Linked DNA regions of Homo sapiens: all the other regions are linked to region 2. Evidence: chromatin loops called from intact Hi-C (ENCODE). Cell type or tissue: OCI-LY7. All regions are shown on one strand. Links, peaks and the distances in the headings refer to the core of each region. The heading gives the core; the rest is flanking DNA.

Evidence for each region. Hi-C counts contacts between places; a loop is a spot of excess contacts. Peaks named below come from ENCODE experiments on the same cell type or tissue, not always from the same donor. Only the 100,000 strongest peaks of a DNase experiment are listed, where the experiment ranks them.
Region 1: a loop joins it to region 2, with 5 times the contacts of the local background. A loop is called at or near these places in 2 of 110 quality-filtered maps.
Region 3: a loop joins it to region 2, with 5 times the contacts of the local background. A loop is called at or near these places in 24 of 110 quality-filtered maps.

Annotation. Positions count from the first base shown.
Region 1 is chr6:18,820,397-18,827,688 of GRCh38, reverse strand. No RefSeq gene overlaps it. Among named protein-coding and RNA genes, the nearest start is that of TRQ-CTG1-1, 12 kb to the left of the region's middle. In OCI-LY7, for the core only: CTCF peaks have their summits at 3,509 and 3,712 (motif pointing right); a DNase peak (open chromatin) is centred at 3,698.
Region 2 is chr6:18,321,039-18,328,330 of GRCh38, reverse strand. No RefSeq gene overlaps it. Among named protein-coding and RNA genes, the nearest start is that of DEK, 60 kb to the right of the region's middle. In OCI-LY7, for the core only: CTCF peaks have their summits at 3,762 and 3,961 (motif pointing left); DNase peaks (open chromatin) are centred at 3,490, 3,960, 4,497 and 4,746; H3K4me3 peaks cover 1,334 bases; H3K27ac peaks cover 2,957 bases.
Region 3 is chr6:18,390,502-18,397,467 of GRCh38, reverse strand. The region is part of intron 1 of RNF144B (ring finger protein 144B); the gene reads right to left. Among named protein-coding and RNA genes, the nearest start is that of RNF144B, 6.6 kb to the right of the region's middle. In OCI-LY7, for the core only: a CTCF peak has its summit at 4,770; DNase peaks (open chromatin) are centred at 4,797, 5,237, 6,287 and 6,777; H3K4me3 peaks cover 4,061 bases; H3K27ac peaks cover 3,593 bases.

The sequences.
Region 1 (7,292 bases), core at 749-5,748, 500 kb before region 2:
TTTTAAATAAATCAACCAGTTGCCTGTCCAGCCCGTCTAGGCTAAGAGGATTTCTGATACACCACAAGTTTCTTCATGGGAGGCAGAGTGAGACTTAATATCACACACACTTTGAATTCTGAACATCATCTTATCTCCTTTATCCTAAAACTCCACTCTGTCCTGCAGCTGTTTTATATCAGTCTAAATACCCCAAACTCCTCATTCCTCAGCCATCTGTTACTGGCTATCTACCTGCTACTCCCTCTTCCTCACCTCTTCTTAGAGAGGTCAACTGAGTCCCTTTGTCTTTTTGCAATTCTATCCCCATGTGCTCAGCATAAGAAAGGTCCAGAAAGCTGAAAAAGAAAGAAAGAAAGAAAGAAAGAAAGAGAGAGAGAGAGAAAGAAAAAAAGAAAGAGAAAAGGAAAAAAGACTCTCCTTTAGAAAGTGAAGTAAAATAAAAGATCATACCTGTATATATTCCCATTTTTATCCCATCTACATTTGAATAACTACTTAGGCAGATCTCCATTCATTCCTAGAAAGCTTTCTTAATGGGCTTTTTACTTTTAAAATATAAAGCATAGACCCTGCATAAAAATCAACGTCTTTGAAGAAATTTGTCATCACCCGTCAGTCAAAACTCTGCAATGATGACGAAGTGGGAAAATTTAAAATGCTCTGTGGGGGAGATGGAAGTGCATCTAGGAAGAACAAGTTCTGAAGAATGAGTTGAGTGGTGGGGAGATGAGGACAGTGAGGCACCAACATGGACTCTGTCGGAGGCTCAGCTTCTTGGATGGGAATTAATCTCCAGTGGTTATAGTGGCAACTGCCAGAAGTCGACAAAACAGTTTTTGAGGGACTTGATTTAGCTCTTGATGTAGCAGGATTTGAGAGGAAATGCAGGGGATAGGAGAGGGTGTTTTCTAGTTTACATAGGATGGATTAGAGACAGAATGTGATGAAGCAAGCCAAGTGGCTATCTAGATATCTATGAGAAGAATATTGCAGGCAAAGGCAACTCCAAGTGCAAATGTCCTGAAGCTGAAGTGTTCTTGGTGTGTTGAAGAACAGCAGGGAGGCCCGGGTAGCTGAAGCTGATTGAGTAAGGAGGGGAGTGGCAGTGGGTAAGGTCAGAGGATGGGGAATGGCATAGTACTTTCTGGGCCACTGTAAAGACCACTTTTACTCTGACATAACCAAGACTTTGAAAAGAACGTTTAGGTGGGAAGAAAAAGTTCATATAAAATTAAATATTATGGAAGTGAAGAGATGTGACATTCATTTTCCATTATCAAGGGTTTACTATGGTGCAAAGGAAGAACTAGCAAAATAGAGGTGATGCCAAGGCACTTTCAAGTCAAAATGTTATATATATAGATATAGATATATAGATATAAATTAAAGGCAAGATTTTGGTCTTAGGTGTCTACCAACTGATAAAAATTATAAGGTTGACAAAGTGAATTTAAATTTTAACAAACAACTGTCGAGAGTCTCAGTAGTGTCAGGTATATGAGCATGAAGTCAGCTTTCTGGACCTAAGTGACCTAATCTTACAAAATTAGGGATTTAAATGGTAAGATTCCTATGGCCTCCAGGTGAAATTTGGGATGTGCTGCTGATATTTGATGGTGTGTGACTTATGTCTGAACAGTCACAAATCTGGAAGGAAGAGGAGGAAGAAAACTTTGTATATCAAAGACTCTACACTTCTGTTCAAATTCACCAACTGAGCAATTCCTTGAGCATACAGGAGAAAACTAATATAATTGTGAGAGATTTCTCATCTAACCCAGACAAATAAAGGTTACAAGATAACACTTTTGTAATAGAAATTATGAAACTGGCACAGAAGTAAGATAAAAAAATGGGGCACTTCTACTATCAGGGTATCTACTGGAGTCTCCTTCTTCTATAAGTAGAGCATCTGATAAGTGCTTGTCTTGCTGACAATTACATCTTTCAGAAAATGGAGGGAGCAAGAGGGACGTTACAGGTAAGATACAGATGAACAAGGAAGAATTGGTTCATTAATATGAAATGGACAGACACGTACCCTACATTTTAGATTATCTATTTCAGGGAGTTTACCGGAAAAAAAAAAGAAATGGTGCCATGGATAGGAGACCATATAGTAGAATGTCACTTGCATGCAAAAGGAGGTTTTGCTATATGAAATTTTGACTGTGTGACTGTAAATAATCCCAGAAGAAAAAAGAAGAAAGAGCTCTTAAGAAACCAGAACACAGGAAGGCACTTTTAAGTGCAGGTGTTAAAAGTATGAAGGGAAGGACAATAAGAATAGTTCACAAAGCACTGTATTAGCTGTGTAGAGGTTTAGTAGATTAAAAAATGTTCAACATTAATCTTAATTTTCTTTAGAGATCGATTGTTTAGAACTGCACTGGCCAAGACAGTAGCTACAAGCTGTTTATGGCTACTGAGTATCTGAAATGTGGCTAATGCAAATTCAGATATATTTTAAGTATAAAATACACTTAGTGTAAAAGAATATGAAAACTAATGTCTCATTAATAATATTTATATTAGTTCGTGCACATGTTGAAATAATAATATTTTGAATATACTGGGTTAAAGAAAATATATTACAATATTCATTTCACCTGTCTGCTTTTTAAATTGTTTTAGTAAAGCTGTAGCTACTAGGAAAATTTAAACTACCTATGTAGCGTGCATTTGTAGCTCATATTGCATTTCTATCAAACAGCACACAACATACCCTCATTTTGTGACAGAGGAAACACACCTGAAAATGTTAAAAAAAATTCTGCCAACTCATAGAACTACTATAATTATTAAATAAGTGTAGGCTGGGCACAGTGGCTCATGTCTGTAATCCCAGCACTTTGGGAGGCCGAAGTGGATAGATCACTTTGAGCTCAAGAGTATGAGACCAGTCTAGGCAACATGGCGAAACCTCATCTCTACAAAAAAATACAAAATTTAGCTGGGCATGGTGGCATGCACCTGTGATCCAGGTACTCAGGAGGCTGAGGCTGGAGAATCATTTGAACCCAGGAGGCAGAAGTTGCAATGATCCCAGATCATGCCACTGCACTCCAGCCTGGGCAATGCCAACAGACCCTGTTTAAAAAAAAAAAAAGAAAAATAATGTGTAATTATTTGTTTAAAGACATAGAAAAACAACAGAGACTGAACTAATGCTAAACACAAACAAATGAAAATTCTCAAACATAAATGAGACACAAAAAAAAAACATAAAAAGAATGGGCTTTCATCTTGGGAAGTGGTGAGTGGGAATAGAAGTGTATGTCCAGCACAGGGGAATCAGTATCTGCATGTTGTTTGTCAAACTTTTTATAATCTAAGCATGCAATGACAAACTTAAATATGTCTTGACAAAAACCATAGGAATAATGGAGTATTCTAAGTAAAGGTGCTTTGGAAATGGAAAAAGTATTGCTTGAATATGTCTGAAAAGTGGTTTACTTCACCAACATAACGACTGAGAAGGTAAAACCGCTTTTACTTTCTAAAAAATGGAAGTCTAGTATCTTCTGCTCAAAGTCCACTCTTTCCTAGCTTTCTCTCCCCTTAATGGCATTTCACAAACCTGGGTTCACACAATCTATCCCAAAGGTTTAATTCTTGCTTCCAAGTACCACGGGAAGAAAGAGAACTGCAACTAATCTGTTGTTCCACAAGTGATTCTAAGGCTGCCACACGGTGGCGCTGTTGAACACTGGTTCTTGCACAGCCCAGTAACCATTGTCCTGTGCTAGTCCAAATCCTTGGATAAGAACCTCCCACCCATAAACTCTTCCTCTCCCTCTTCTCTTTCCTGTTATTTCTCACTGAACTTCCAGTTCTTACAGATTTTTTAAAATGCAGAACATATTCACCTTCCACACTTAAATTGCTTTAGAGAATATTTTCTTAAACTAAGATGGTGTCTTTCCTTCTCTGATTCTGGCCACTAAAAATACTTTATTCTCATCTTGCATTATAAATAATAGATTAGAAAGTTACTGGTGGACAAATTATAAGGTTGGTAGCACTTCCCACAACTGCATTGGGCTACTTGTGAAGTAGTAAGTTCCTGAACACTGAAACTTAAATGACCATTGTCAAGAACATTTTTAAAAAATTGTATAAGAAACAGCTAACCTGAATTTTTCAAGCCCTGCATATTCCCAAAAAAGGCTGCTTTTAGGAGTGGCCTGTATTAGGCCATTCTTGCATTGCTATAAAGAAATACCTGAGACTAGGGAATTTATAAAGAAAAGAGGTTCAATTGGCTCATAGTTCCACAGGCTTTACAGGAAGCATGGTGTTGACATCAGCTTGGCTTCTGGTGAAGCCTCAGGGAGGTAACAATCAAGGAAGAAGGTGAAGGAGGAGGCAGGTGTCTGCCAAGCCTTTTTCACTTTTGCACTCTGCATGCCCACAGGCTTAACATCACATGGAAGCCACCAAGGCTTACCACTTGTGCCCTTTGGAATAGTGGCCCCAGCTGTATCTGGTGCCCTTTGAGCTGAGGCTGGAGCCAGAGGGCCCAGGATGCAAGGAGCAGCTGCCTGGGGTGGCACAGGGCAGGTTACCAGGAGCTGGGAAGGGTCAAGGGTACCTGTGTTAACCAGGTACAAAAATACTGTTAGACTGAATAAGATCTAGTATTTGACAGAACAACAGGGTGACTATAGTCAATAATAATTTATTGTACATTTTAAAATAACTAAGAGTATAATTGGATTGTTAGTAACACAAAGAAAAGATAAATGCTTGAGGTGATAGATACTCCATTTACCCTGATGTGATTATTATGCACTGTATGAAGGGAAGGACAATAAGAATATCAAAATATCAAATATCAAAATATCTATATCAAAATATCTCATGTAACCCATAAACACATATACTTATGTGCCCACAAAAATTAAAATAAAAAATTAAATAAACCTTTAGAAGTACTTCAGGAATTTAAGAATAGACATGTCTGTGAGAGATTACAGGTAAACTGACTTGGCTTCAGTGGAGGAAACAATAAGAGTTGTAATTGGAAGTATGAAATTTAAGGACATATGAACTGACCAAATAGAAGCTTTCATTGAAAGAAAGAAAGTTACATAAATTTCATAAATTATGGACTAATGTGATAGAAAAATCCTTGAATATATATGCTAGTCTAACTTCCTCATCCCAACTATGTTCTTTTCAAAATAGCATATTTCATTTACTGAGCAGCCAATATTACAGCAACAATAGAAAATCCATAACATCCTGAATTCCACTACCATAGTACATAGAGTCAGATAGACTTGGGTTCTTTGCCATTTAGTAGCAATGTTACCTTGCATAAGTCACAAGTTTCTTTCACTGTTAGCACTATCCTGTAATATAAGGTTACAAACCAGAGGACTACAAATTTCAAACCAGAGTAGCTACATGATTTGCCCAAGGTCACTTTGCTAGTCAACAGAAGAACCACAGCTAATACCCACATTGTCTAATTCTTTGTCCAGAAATCCTTCTTCTCTATCATATTTAATGTAAAGTAAAATTGTGGGCAAATTTTCAGGGAAATAATGGTTGAACAGAAATAGATTACCTATTAGTGATAAGAAGCAGACCGATTCAACCAACAGAGTTCCAGAGAAACTGAGAAATTGGAGACATCTGTAGCCATGGTAGGTGGAAGGGTTAAAACAGAGGATTGTATGAAAGCCTGTGAAAGGAAATTGGGTCCCATCTGCATTCAATATAGAAGGCAAAAATCTCTACCCTACATTGCAGGAGAAGAAGTAAGATCTCTGAAGAACTTGAGCCAGGGAAGCCCAGACCCAGTGATGACATGCATGGGAAAATCTCTGGTTGGGGAATAAATCTGAAAACAAAACCCACCATAGAAAAGAATAATGCTGTCTGAGTCAATTTATGGGAACTTCAAGAACACGTAATACTAACCGAGAGGGATAGAAGTCGAAATAGTTAGAGAGAAGAGAATCACTGATAGGGAAAGGGCACCAGGAAACTCTGGGGACATGGAAATGTGTAGCATCTTGATGTAGGTGAAAGTTACACAGGTACATCTACATGTAACCATTTGTAAAGCTGTGCACTCAAGATTTGTATATTTTACTGAATGTACTGCATGCCTCAATTTATAAAAAGAATCCAGAAGTCTGTTAGTATTAAATCTAAGCTTTTCAGGCTCAGTAAAGTTTTCATAACAACATAAGTAAAGAGATCTCCAATGCAGAATTGATCCCTTATTTTGGTTCACTTTTTCACCCAGAATACTGATTTTCAACTTTACTGGGTGAAATTTTTTGAACCTTTTAAAGTCAGCTGCCCTTCTTGTCCCAGAACTTTCTTTACATTTATGTAACTAGCTCATTGGGCAATAACTAGCCCATTGAGGAAATTGCATTTCCTCAATCCTAACCACTGCTTCAAACAATATTTGGAGATACATGTTTTGAAACAAATATATGACACATTATTATTGATCTTTAATAAGCCAATCAGCACAAACTTCCTTGTCAATCTTTACTTCCCTCCCAATGTAACTATAATTTTAATTTCTATCCACAGAAATTAGTTTTGCTTGATATTGAACTTTATGTAAATGGGATAATACAATATATACTATTTGGTGTGGGGCTTCTTTCATTCAACATGATGAGTTTGAAAAATAGTAATCTGGAAAATGCAGGCAGACAGGCTTAACTGCGTTAAACTGAAAACAGTGGAGTCAGGATCTGGAATTAGTTATCCCCACTGTCCTACAGAAGGCGCTAGGGCACCTGATTTAGTTGCCAATGATGGACATAGGTCCAGTCAAGCAATGGAGCAAGACATTTGAAGGTTCAGTAACAGACAATAGGAAAACGTTGTAGTGAAAATGTTGAGAAGAGAATGAACAATCAAAAAGACAGAGGTTCCAAAAGGCAGCAATGGTAATCTGGCAGACAAGTGGACTAGTCTACATTGGTAATTCAGGAGCAAGAGAGCCTCGGATGCAAGACACATGTAACCAGCAAAATTTGTCAGCAGATAATAGAGCACCAGTACATTGATCTGGGGCCAAAGGAGGTAGGGCAAGTAACCACTGTGTTCAGGGAAAGGAATTGTAAGGGGCACAAAGAAAACTGGCGGCAAGAGTGACTTTATACTCTGTTTTCTGAGTGTTTTGGCTTTAAGTCATTTAATCTGGGATCAGGATTTGACTGTCTGTTTCTCTTTATAACAAGAGGGAGGATGAGTGGTGAATTTTAGGCAAGGTCAAAAACAAGTAGACCTTGCTTTCCTAAGCATGGAAT
Region 2 (7,292 bases), core at 1,543-6,542:
CAATGAAAACATAATGCAGAATTAGGTCAGCAAAGCTGAAAACATAATACAGAATTAGGTCACCAACACAGACCTAGAAACCTCCTTCCTCTCTCCCAACTCCACACATAATTCAGTCAAGGCTGGCTGCTTTTTCACCAACCAATCCAAGGATAAAAAGCTAGGAATGAACAACATTCAGGTAAAAGGAGGCCTCTCCTTCTATGAGTGTCAAATTATATAAACCTATGAGACAGCCTCTCAGAGTCATGGCCATTGTAACTTACAGCTGAATGGAACATAAACTTTCTCCACAAATAAATTCTGTTTTGCATTGCTTGACCCAGGGCCAGCCTTGGAAACTTCTTCCATGTCTCTATCACCAGAGACTCTGCCAAGGAGAGAGGAAGGCTGCAACATCAAGCTCTTCCGCATCCCCTTCAAAACTCCAGGTGAGCTAGAGCCCTTAAGTGCCTTCGAGAACAGCAGCTGGGTGCGTAAGGGGGCGTGTCCCATCTGGTCCTGCTTAAGACCAGCAAGAGCAGAGCTGGCTCCTCTGTCCTTCTTCCTTTTTTTCTTTTCTACATCACACCCAAATGGTTGGAGCTGGTGGCCAGAGATAAGAACTTAGAGGCATTTCTACCGCTAGCCCCCTGGGCTCCCCACTCTCCCATTGCTTCCTTTAAAGGGACCATTCATGCATTTACCCTCAAATTGAAAATGGCCCACACTGTATTATGCAAAATATACTGCTAGCTGCTCGCGCTCTCTCTCTCTCTCCTCTCTCTCTCTCTCTCTCTCTCTCTCTCTTCCCTCCCTCCCTCCCTCCCTCCCTCCCTCCCTCCCTCTCTCTCTCTCTCTCTCTCTCTCTCTCTCTCTCTCTCCACCTGATCCCTCATTCCTGCCTCACATGACCTAGTGACCAAAGACTCATGGTGCTCTCCCTGCCCAGGAACTGTTTAAGTGAAAATCTTTGGACTTGTTTCCTATGAGGGTGCTGTACTGAATTTGCACCTTCCATCTGAAGAACTAGGGGCTGCCCCAGGCCTGATTTTCTCCAAGGCACCAAGGAGAGCACAAAGTCAGGCTCCCAGCAGCAGAGTGACAGTCAGACAGGCATAAACTGGACCCGATCAGACAAGAGCCACGTGGGTATCTGCCAGTATAAACAAGGTTCCTGTGAGAGAGCCCTCCTGGTTACAGGTTGGAGAACTAGGCTTTAGGCCACCCTCCAAGTAGACGTATCCTGTGAAAGGCACACAGTGAACACCCATGCCCAGCTCCCCTTCACTTCGCATCGGGGCAGCATTGTTAGCTGGTCTGGTACTAGAACCAGAGCTGGGGGCTCTTAAAACACCCGCTTTGGCCTGGCGCGGTGGCTCACGCCTGTAATCCCAGCACTTTGGGAGGCCAAGGCGGGCGGATCATGAGGTCAGGAGATCGAGACCATCCTGGCTAACACGGTGAAACCCCGTCTCTACTAAGAATACAAAAAATTAGCCAGGTGCGGTGGTGGGTGCCTGTAGTCCCAGCTACTCGGGAGACTGAGGCAGGAGAATGGCGTGAACCCAGGAGGCGGAGCTTGCAGTGAGCCGAGATAGCGCCACTGCAGTCAGGCCTGGGTGAAAGAGTGAGACTCCGTCTCAAAAAAAAAAAAAAAAAAAAAACTTCTCTCTCCCATTCTCCCCGGATTCCTGAGGCTCACATTGTGTGGTATGAGCCTGTCATATACGTGCCCAAAATGGCATCCCTTCTCTACTCTCCACTCCAACTCTATAACTCCTGCTTCATTAGTTCAACTGGGGTAGACAGAGGTGGAAAATGATCTGATATTCTAATTCACATTACAGTAATACTTAATAAAGTAAATAATTGACAGCATCTTCTCCCCACCTCAATTCCCCATGCACTCTCATTGTTAAATCAAACCAGTCTCCAAGTCTGTGTATTTTAGGCAGTATGGAGAAGGAATGGGGGATAGGTTTTGGGAATGGGAGGCTGGTTTTCTGTTGCCTGATCAATCACACCACTTGATGGCCTTAGAAGGAAGCATGATATTTCCTGAAGGGCAGGAGAAAGGCATCCCACACCTACTGTCTTTCTCCCACTGCCACCCAAGGAGTGCAAGCCCGAACATGTCCTTCCATCTCCTCTCCAGTCTTCTAACATTAACCAAAAAATTAAGTTCTGACACATGCTTCAACATGGATGAACCTGGAGGACATTAGGCTACATGAAATAAGCCAGTCACAAAAGGACAAATACTGTATGATTCCACTTAACAAGGTACCTAGGGTAGTCAAATTCATTAGAGACAGAAAGTAGAACGGTGATTTCCAGAGGTTGGGGAGAGGAGGAAATGGAGAGTTGCTATTTGTGATTATGAAAAAGTAATTCACAGGCTGGGCATGGAGGCTCGTGCCTGTAATCCCAGCACCTCTGGGAGGCTGAGGCAGGAGAGCTGTTTGAGCCCAGGAGTTCAAGACCAGCCTGGGCAACATAGTGGGACTCTGTCTCTACAAAAAATACAAAAATTAGCCAGGGATGGTGGCACACACCTATGATCCTAGCTACTCAGGAGGCTGCAGTGACAGGATCACTTGAGCCTAGGAGGAGGCTGCAGTGAGCCAAGATAGTGCCACTGCACTCCAGCCTAGGAAACAGAGTGAGATCTTGTCTTAAAAAAAAAAAAAAAAGTCATTCACATTGTGAATTACTTATTGCCACTGAATTGCACACGTGAAACTGGTGAAATGGTCAATTTTATATTATGTATATTTTACTATAATAAAAAAATACAACAAAAGAAATGTTTAAATAGGGGGACAATCTCATCCATTCCTCCCCAACCTGTAGTAGGACCTCCCCCATTCCTCACTGAAACCAGTTTTAGTCCTAGGACTTCAGCATCTATTCATATTCTCTGGTTCTACTAGGGGTGGACGTATTTGTCACCCCAAAGGAGCCTGGTTCCTGGAGCAGCCCCTGGAGGGACACAGAGAGAGCCTCCACCGTCTCCTGAGTCGGTCTTAGAGAACGAGTCTGCCAGGGAGCTGAAGCAATTTTTCCTCCTTGCATTTTTCTTGTTTTCTCCAAAAGTGGACCCCATTCCTCCCACTCTTGGTTCCTCATGCTCCTCTATTCCATCCCCAGGCCAGATTCTCAAGAGTTGGATGACTGAGTGACCGTGAACTCCCATTCACTATTTTCAGGTAAGCCATAATGTAACATAGACAAATCCATTTCCAACCCTGAGTGGACTCCACTGGACTCTTGAGAGCTGGAATGGGATTCATTAAATAATTGGACCAGCCACTAGGAAAAAAATATGAAGTGCAATTTTCCCTACTCCTTTCCCATATGCTTAGTATCTATGTAACATAATATTTATTCATTCATTCATAGAGGTATTATTCACTAATTATTATCCATGCAACTGTGTTGCACAGTTGCACAGTACAACGGTTAACAGCACATTATCTATGCACAAGACATGTGACCCTGGGCAGTCTTTTCAACACCGAGTGCCTCGGCTTCCTCATCTACAAAGTAAATAACAGTCGTGCCTATCTCACAGAATTGTAATAAAAAATTAAATGTGTCCTGCATAAAAGGTTTAGGAAAACATACCTAGCACATCAAGAACATTCAAAGCAAGTTGTTTTCTGAATCAGTTTATCATACTAAATTTTCATTGCTCACTAACAGTGTGTGACCTTTTTATCCCCAGTGTTTGACACTTTTGACAACTAAAGGGCACTTCTGAAGATTTTAATCTGAAGTAAAACACAAACAGTATTATCGTAACCACTCCAGCATGGGAAGGGGGAACACGAAAACATTTGTATTGCATTTTTCCATGTTCTAGGAATACCAATGTATAAACCAACCACTGCTGAAATTTATAACATCAATCTGATACAGTAAGTTTCCTTCTGTAAATCAAAGCAGGATTCTTAACTATAGTCTAAAGCGCCCTCTAGTGTTCCTATGCAAAAACTCCCGAGATAATGTGCCATCCTTATAACTAGGGTCTTTTTCTGCCCTGGACAGCCCTGGTTTAGGCGTATTATCCTGCTATTTTGTCTGGTTTAACATTTTCCTGGATTGTTTCACTTTAATGGAGAGTCACCATTAATATTTGCACTAAAATAAGCTAGGATTGGTTTAGTAGCCCTTTATGTTTTCAGCTTCCACCATGGTCTTGTCTAGTACTGTATGACACACAAGCCAAGATGTCACATGCGGTTAAATCTGTAAGGCGGCTAGTGTGGACCCATTTCTATTTTCCCCAATCCTTTCCACATGCAATGGAACTAACACGTTTCCCTTTCAAAAACAGCAAGGCACTTGCTTACCAAAAAAAAAAAAAAAAAGACCCTCAGACAAGAGCCTCCAAGTTCAACTCTGTCCAAGGATAGCACTTATGGTGGCAAGAGAGCTCTCCAACAGCTGCTGCTCTGAACCCTTGGGATTCACCGACTAGGTCTGCCATGGCCCATGCTCAGGTCTATAAAATGCACAGAACCACCAAGGCACAGCTGGTGGGGTCCCTGAGATATGTGAGAAATCATAGGTTAGGGGTGTGAGGAATATGTACAGGGAAACGAGGCTGCAAGTACTGCCTTAGGACACAGAGAAACCAATCTGACCAAAATGATTTGGTTATTTCTTCTATGAGGTGCATCTAAAAGTATTATGTTATTGTTTGGTGGTGCTTTTTTATTTTGCAAGAAATCTTTCAACAACAGTAAGCTCAAAAGGGAAAGTTTAGGCCAGGTGCAATCACTCACACCTGTGATGCCAGCACTTGGGAGGCCAAGGCAGGAAGATTGTTTGACCCAAGGGGTTTGAGACCAGCCTGGGCAACATAGCAGAACCCTATCTCTATTTTATAAGTAAATAAATAAAAGTGAAAGTTTACACTTCGTAAAATATTAAGTGAGGAATTTTCTATCCTCAAGTAAGTTGATGAATGTGAAATTGCATAAAATGTCATCATTTGCCACTCCCCACACCCATGGAGGACAAAGTGATATCCAGAAGCAAATGAAAACCCTAAAACACAAATCTGAAGAAGTTTTTTGTTTTTCTTTTCTTGGGTTTTTGTTGTTGTTTGAGACAGAGTCTTGCTCTGTCGCTCAGGATGGAGTGCAGTGGCGTGATCTCAGCTCGGTTCACTGCAACCTCCGCCTCCCAGGTACAACTGATTCTCCTGCCTCAGCCTCCCAAGTAGTTGGGATTACAGGCGCACACCACCATGCCCAGCTAATTTTTGTATTTTTAGTAGAGATGGGGTTTCACCATATTGGCCAGGCTGGTCTTGAACTCCTGACCTCAAGTGACCCACCTGCCTTGGCCTCCCAAAGTGCTAGGATTACAGGTGTGGGCCTGAAGTGTTATAATCTACATAAAAAATTAGCAGTGGCCTGGTGCAGTGGGTCACACCTGCAATCCCAGCATTTTAAGAGTCTGAGGTGGGAGGATCACTTGAGGCCAGGAGTTCAGGACCAGCCTGGGCAACATAGCAAGACCTTATCTCTACAGCAAAAAAAAAAAAAAAAAAATGCTAGCCAGGTGTAGTGATACACACCTGTAATCCTAGCTACCTGGGAGGCTGACATGGGAGGATCTCTTGAGCCCAGGAGTTTGAGGCTGCAGTGAGCTATGATTGTACCATAGCACTCCAGCCTGGGCAACAAAGCAAGATTGTTTCTATTTTTAAAAGAAAAATAAAATTAGTAGCTATTTTGGGAACCCTGTACTTAAAGTTTACAAGTTATTACACACAGCTGTGTAAGGTGCTCACATGACATTTAGATCCAGTAATTATTCTCCTACACTGACTTTGCCAATTTTTATTTCATGTTTTTGTGTTCATGCACGAAAAGTGAAGCAAAAGCTATAATGTGTTAAGATTGATAGAAGAATTTTATAAAAATTTCACTGTTGCTAATTTTATATCAGTGTTACTAAGGCTTCACCTAGAAAGATCAATTAAATTAATTCCAATAATGGTTTAATTTTTTTATCTAATTCATGGAATCAATGTAAAGCTTTTGGAATTGTAGTCTGTTTAAGATGAAACATATCTGACATAATTATGACTCACTATAAATTTAAATTTTCAATATTTAAGGTAAAAGTATTTGTTTTTGCAGTGATAATCTATATAAACATTTTGGTGGAACATGATGTCATGGTAAAAACAATATCTTGTCCAGGCACAATGGCTCACGCCTGTAATCCCAGCACTTTGGGAGGCCAAGGCAGGCGGATCATGAGGTCAGGAGTTCGAGACCAGCCTGGCAAACATGGCGAAACCCCGTCTCTATTAAAAGTACTGAAAAAAAATTAGCTGGGTGTGGTGGTGCATGCCTGTAATCCCGGCTATTCGGGAGGCTGAGGCAGGAGAATTGCTTGAACCCAGGAGGCAGAAGTTGCAGTGAGCCGAGATCATGCCATTGCACTCCAGCCTGGGCAACAGAGCAAGACTCTGTCTTGGGGGGAAAAAAAATCTTCTTAAATTAAGGCATCTAGGCCAGGCACGGTGGCTCACGCCTGTAATCCCAGCACTTTGGGAGCCAAGACGGGTGGATCATGAGGTCAGGAGATCGAGACCATCCTGGCTAACACGGTGAAACCCCGTCTCTACTAAAAATACAAAAAATTAGTTGGGCGTGTTGGCAGGCGCCTGTAGTCCCAGCTACTCGGGATGCTGAGGCAGGAGAATGGCGTGAACTCGGGAGGCGGAGCTTGCAGTGAGCCCGAGATCGTGCCACTGCACTCCAGCCTGGGCGAGAGCGAGACTTCATCTCAAAAAAAAAAAAAAAAATTAAGGCATCTAATTTTAAAGATGCAGAACTACAGCTGGAGTTGGTTACAGTGTAAATGAAGTCATAATTTCTCCAAAGAAGTTGCATTATTGTATCAACTGCAATGAAACCATATTTGTAAAAATTTACAAATTTTGAAGATGCCAACTTATTAAACTACAAAATTTTTTAATAAAGTTGATAAGTTGATGTTGATTGCAAAACAAAAAAAACAAAACACCTCAGCATGGCAGTACTGAACTTTATTTCCTCTCTGCTACCCATCATCCATTGGAACTATTTAGTAAATCAGCCTGTGTCTGACCAATGATATTGAACTTTTTCATAATTAGTCCTCTAGATTTAGGGTGCATTTTGTTCAATATCAGTTAGAAATTTTAATCAAAGAATTCAAGGAGCATCAAAAAACAAACTTCAGTTTTTCGGTAATTACAACTATTAAAAACCAAACTTGCAAAGAGGAAGACACTGAAACAT
Region 3 (6,966 bases), core at 1,850-6,849, 69 kb before region 2:
TTCTGGTTAAACAAAAGCAAAATCCTATAGTTCTTACTATTTTTAAAGAGTGGCCAATTCTAATAAATTCTGCCATAGAAATAATTGCAAATACACCTCCCCCTACAAGAACCAAGCTCTTTTCCTCTTAATTTTCAGACAAAAGAAATTACATGTAATCATTTGCTACCTACTCCCAACAATAGCTTAAGTCTCAATATGTAAGTACAAAAGTACTAAAACAAGTAGGGGAAAATCAAATTCGATTAGATAGAAAAGGAAAAAAATAAATGAGATATTTGCTTGTCAATCTGTCCACATCCACTTTCTTAATGTCATACCAGAAAGTCAACGATTACTAACTCGAGCAACCTGAAGCATTCAAGGTTTTTCACCTACTCCCAGTACTCAGTACCAGAAAACCTGATTCAAAATAATTAAATAGGAAGCTAACTAATGGTTAGTTTCCATGTGGAAGACATGGTTTTTTTCTCAGCAAATGCCGGATAAAGTTCAAGACACAGCGTTATTCCATTAACTACTGAGGAGCTGTCATCCAAGAGCAAATTAAATTCAAATAGACCTGCACGTCAAATTCAGGATTTTGAGTTTTTGTAAAAAATCTCTCTTTATGATAAACATACGGGTAAAAATGAATGACTTTACCTTTTCCTTCCTCCCAGTTCATGCTTAAACAACTGTCATCAGCTTGCGTCTCCAGTACTCCCGGGCTCATGGCACACAGTCCCACCAACTTCCCATCTGTTGTCTTCTCACCTGTACATTCTCAACGCTGCTTCACTGCTTATGCAATCTATTCTGAATTATCTTTCTTTCAAGAGAAATCCCAAGTAAAACAACAAGAAGAAACGTAGGTAGTAAATGCTTCCTGAGTAGGAGAAAAAGGGTAATGACACAGGCCAGAACCATCCCACACCCCAAATGTCAAATACACTTAGCCATGTGGAGAAAGCTGGTGTGAATAGCCAATCCTGTTGTTCTGACCTAGCAAGAGATCTAGGTACTCTTCGAGAAATCCAAGTATTTCTCAGTCTTACTCTATATTATTTTTTTAGAAGGAAATATTAAACAGGCCAAAGTTTTAATGTACTCTTGAAAAACAAAGACATAATTGGGATACCTCTTAGAAATTAATTGGATACTCTTGAAAGACATATTGGATTCCTCTAATAATACCTCAATTATTATCCATAATGGAATACCTATAATTAGATATTTCTTAGAAATAGTCTTCTTTTGAAGGTAGAACTAAAAATTGTGGTAATCAAGACCATGTGAAACATAATTGTCTCTTACTATAAACAGTACGTAAGTTTTTACTCCTTAAAACTAAGGAGTTACATGCCTATAGGCTATGAAGTCAAAGTTATAAAAAACATATGTAATTTTTATAATAGAAAAACCTTTACATAGCAGAGATGCATTTTGTTTTTTAAAAAATTCCAAGCATTCCAAAAAGGCAGGACTTATGACTCAGTGACATAGAGGAAAAAAGTTACATATTTCATCTCCTTGAGATGTGAACAATCCAAAATGATTCTTCAAAAAGTGATTTATTTTTCTGTGTACAATAACACCAATTCCCTAAAGCAATGGCTCTCAGACATTTTTCAAGCAATGAGCTTTCAAAAACAAAAATCTTAGTCAAACCACCACTGTATAAAAGAGATTCAGGTAGACAAGTGCCAGCACCCAATAGTGGGTGTCCAGAGCCAGTCCCCTTGACCTTCCCCACTCAGCAGCCCCCCAGGCACCATTGCAGAAGCCTAAACCTGCACCATGCACAGACTAAAAACCAACCCTTTCGTTTCTCACTTTGGGCAAAACCAACAATGGATAGTTAAAAAAATGAATGAAATGCAGTGAGCACTTCATTTAAAAAAAAAAAAGAATATCAAACAAGAAATCCTTTCACCATTGATTCATTGCAAAATGAGCTCTTCAATCAGTAAACAGGAGAATCCTGAAAGCCTCTAATGAATTTCCCCACACCTGAGATGCCTGTGAATGGCTCCAAGGTTTCCTTGCATTTCTTCCTTTGTGTCATATTACTATTCACCGGTCTTCACAGCATGAAACCCCCAATAGTAGAGCCTCAGGAAGCTCAGGGCATTTGATAACACACTCCCAGCTCCTCCTGTCCCTCCCATTGGGCCACAACTTCACAGGGGCACAAGCAATTCACATCCACTCCCCTCCAGGTTTCAAGAAAAGTCTTCATTCCAGAAAGAGGCTAACTCACTCCTACTGCCTCATACCTCACATTTCTATCAAAAATAAGAAAGTGACTTGAATTATCCACCCTACCACTTGATTTTAAAAGCTAACAATTATAATTACTTTTACAGTGATTATAGATGTGACTGTGCCTCTCACCGAGTGTCAAGAACCCCTTGTGAAAAGAATTTTGGCAGAGAATGCAAGGGGCACCTTGAAATCTGACAGCTGCCTTTCAAGTTTAGGCATTCTAAGGTTGGTAGCAGGTATCACTTGCTTATATATACCTAATCATAGAACAAGACAGATTGGTTGGGCCATGTAAGGAAGGAAAGCCATTCTGAAACGTCTGAGTTTGCACTAAATTACCAGGAAAGGAGAACCAGCAGTTCTACCTGCTCTATGTGTCTCTTGCACTATAAAGTGTTCATTATATGAGAAGCAAGTACTATCTGATAGGAAAGAATGGAAAGTCGCCTTTCCCCTCGTGTCTTGTCATTAGAATTGTCAAAGAAGGGAATACTTCAGCACAGAATGTATAAGGAATTTTCATATTCTGCTGATGGCCTGAAAAAGCAATCTGCTCCAAAAATGCAAATGATGGGAGAGCCAACATTCAAAGCTTTTTTTTTTTTTTCTTGGTTGGGGGGTAGGGGACGGAGTATCACTCTGTCATCCACGCTAGAGTGCAGTGGCATGATCTCAGCTCACTGCAACCTCCACCTCCCGGGTTCAACCAATTCTCCTGCCTCAGCGTTCCAAGTAGATGGGATTTCAGGTGCCCACCACCACGCCGGGCTAATTTTTGTATTTTTAGTAGAGACGAGGTTTCACCATATTGACCAGGCTGGTCTTGAACTCCTGACCTCATGATCCGCCCACCTCGGCCTCCCAAAGTGCTGGGATTACAGGTGTAAGCCACCACACCCAGCTATTCAAAGTATTTTTAACCAATGTAGTTTATGTCTGTTTGATTATCCAAAATCAACACAGTTATTCCCTTACACAAAAAGATAGTGTAATTGGAAGGGATAATGTTTTATTAGGATACTTACCCTAATTATTATTAGGACACTTATCCCTAATTATTTTGGAATTTTTACTTTATTATGCAGAAACTTTAAAATTTGGAGAAACTGCTAAAGCACAACTAAGGAGACTAAGAGAAATAGAAAGCTACTAAAATGAATCAGCTAGATATTACTGATGCCACAGGATATTAATGTAAATAAAAATCCAGTTGATCTGCACTGAGGTCTTAATTCCAAGCTATGCTATGAAATTCTAAGAGTTACTCAAGTACAGGGGACAAACAGAAGAGGAGACATATGTATACTCTCAATGTGTTTATATGCCTTTGTGAGACATCGAGTCATCACTGTGAAGTAGCTAGAATAACAGATATGAATGCATAAATATGGGAGGGAGGTAGCAAAGGGGAAAGTTTTTGAGAAGGGTGGGTGGTGATGAAGAAAGGCTGAAGTGTTGCCTTGTAAAATGGAGACATATTCTCGGGAAGCTAATATTCTAATAAAGCAGAAAAAAAGAGCAGCAATCTAAAGGTCCCATCCTTGCCTTGTTAGGAAAGCTATCCCCATATCAGCTAAGAACACACCAGGCAACCAGTTTCCACTCAATGCAATCTGAAAATCAGCATTATGTTGATCTTGGTACTTCTGCCCAATAGAGTAGTTTGGTTAGCTACTGGTTCCTTTTCCTAACAGAAACTATTAGTGAACCCAATGGTACTAATTGAGTCTAGTAAAGTGCTGAGCATTATCAGCCATTAGCTGAAGTTCTACCCTAAATACAATCCAAATACAATGGCAGGGTGACCTGCTGGCTGGTAGCAGTAGCAACAGCAATGAAGGAAGCAAGGGCTTATGGTAGACCTCCTTTGTGGCCAGTGTTGTAGCTCTACTCTCCGCTTGCATCTCCAACCAGCTCTCTGGTCATTCAAGGACAAGATGAACCAGCGTACATTCTTTCAATCAGAAAAACAGTTCTAATGCATGCCCTAACCTAAGAGGACATGAACAAATGGAAACATAGGCTGCCCCTCTCGTAGTCAGGGAACTGCAATTACTTAAATAAACTGTATATCTATTAATTACTTTTTTTTTTTTTTTTTGAGATGGAGTCTCACTCTGTCTCCAGGCTGGAGTGCAGTGGCGCGATCTCGGCTCGCTGCAAGCTCTGCCTCCTGGGTTCACACCATTCTCCTGCCTCAGGCTCCCTAGTAGCTGGGACTACAGGTGCCCGCCATCACGCCCAGCTAATTTTTTGTATTTTTTAGTAGAGACGGGGTTTCACCATGTTAGCCAGGATGGTCTTGATCTCCTGACCTCATGATCTGCCCTTTTTAAAAGAATAATGCTCAAACTCAATGAGTACATACATGATATTACACATAAGTTGTCATTATTTGAAAAAATGAAATAGATTAGAAAATATCCTCTAGCATAAACAAACCCAGGAAATATTTAGGTCTTAGATGTAAGAAAGTAAATATTCACCTATTCAGGCTCTGTGAGGTGGCAGTATTGTATCACTGTGCCTCCTGTGGTAGAGAAGAGGACTTCTGTTTTCTCGCCACTGTTTCATGGCTTAAAGTGCTCAAAAAGCACTTTATTTAGTCTATAATTTCTTAGTTTTAACATCGTCATTTCAACAGTTTCTAGGATGGCAATGAGATCACAACTTTGTAACTTGGAGACTATTAACCTTCTAAAAATGGAACTGATATGCAAATATAGCCCTATTAACCTTTTTGTGGGTTAAAAAAAAAAAGTAGGCACTTCATCAGGAAGGAGAAGCATCTTAAAGTATTAGCAAGAACTGTTTTCCAAACAATCTCTTTGCTGCTTGAAATTAGGTTATGAATAAAGTCTGTTACAACTAATTTAGTGAGATCTAATATTTTTTCTTACAAAATATATATTGGTGCTGATGTCCAAGCATGGCCAACAATGTACATGACGTTGTGATAAGCTAACTCCAAATCCTACAGAGGACAGAACATCTGGCACATCGTTTTTTTTTTGAGACGGAGTCTCGCTCTGTCGCCCAGGCTGCAGTGCAGTGGTGCTATCTCAGCTTGCTGCAAGCTCTGCCTCCTGGGTTCACGCCATTCTCCTGCCTCAGCCTCCCAAGTAGCTGGGACTACAGGCACCTGCCACCACACCTAATTTTTTTTTTTTTTTTTTTTTTTTTTTAGTAGAGATGGGGTTTCACCATGTTAGCCAGGATGGTCTCGATCTCCTGACCTCCGTGATCCTCCCGCGTCGGCCTCCCAAAGTGCTGGGATTACAGGCGTAAGTCACCGCGCCTGGCCCTTGGCACATCTAGTTTTAACATTTGCAAACTGCTGCTCCTTTTTTTTTGAGATGGAGTCTGGCTCTGTCCCCCAGGCTGGAGTGCAGTGGCCCGATCTCGGCTCACTGCAAGCTCCGCCTCCTGGGTTCACGCCATCCTCCTGCCTCAGCCTCCCGAGTAGCTGGGACTACAGGCGCCCACCACCACGCTTGGCTAATTTTTTTGTATTTTTAGTAGAGATGTGGTTTCACCGTGTTTGCCAGGATGGTCTCGATCTCCTGACCTCGTGATCAGCCCACCTCAGCCTCCCAAAGTGCTGGGATTACAGGCATGAGCCACCGCAACTGGCTTTTTCTTAAAAGCACATTTCTTCTTGCCTTCTTTCCATGTTCTCATTACCCTACAGGGTAAGGCCCAAGAGGTAGAAATCCATTCCCAGTTTTCCAAACAATATAAACTTATCAAAGAAGGTGGGAGTGAATATGAGAATAACAGCTCAATGATATTTTTGGCATGGCAATTTTGCATTCATCATGGTAGCTACCTCTTCAATATCACCACTGTGCCTTGCCCACTCCTGTTTTAATCAGTGGTTCCCTGCCTCCCACAATTATTCACACAGCCCTGCTAAATAATTTTCTTCCCTATGCCTGGCATAACAACAAAGCTCAGAAGCAGGAAGGAACGCCACTTAAAGGCAGGTCAGACAATGATGTAATTGACCAATCAAGGAGAAGTGGTATTTCAAAGAGCCTTATAGAGCAAGAGCCAGGCTGATTTCTTGGGTCAGGACATTACCAGAAAACCAGAGCCGCTAAAGCACGAATATCTAAATCAAAAATTTTTTTTCAAATGAATAAAAGCATGTGCCAATATTACCCCCTCCTGTTAAAGTTAAAAGTTTCATATAGAAATTTTAATTAGAAACAAATTGGAAACCAGTTTGGAAGAGGAATCTTCACCCCACCTGAGCAAAGTGCAGGTGTAGATTTTTGTATGTCTTTGCCAATTAATTTCCTATAACAGGAATTTATCATGAAGGAAACAAAGTCAACACACAAAGAACAAATTCTACACATTAGGTGCTAGGGATGTAAAGGTGATTAAACCCAGCTCCTACTTATTAAGAGTCAACTAGTTGAGGAGGTTTTCAACAGAGGATTTCATATAATCATATGCAGGAGAATGTGTGGGTTTATGGTTTCAGCCACAAGTTCAACAGACAGAAACGAGTTGTCTTGTTTTATCTTCCCAAGAAAAACAAAGAACAAGTTGATGAAGGGCTGGGACTCAAACTCGTGACTTCAAAAGATTTAGAAAACAATGGGACATGGCTTTCAAAGTATGCTCTTAATAAATACTCCAAGCCATGTGATCAGAAGTATCTCCAGCTATGAATAAGAAAAGTCTATTTCACTTAGATTGCTGTGTTTT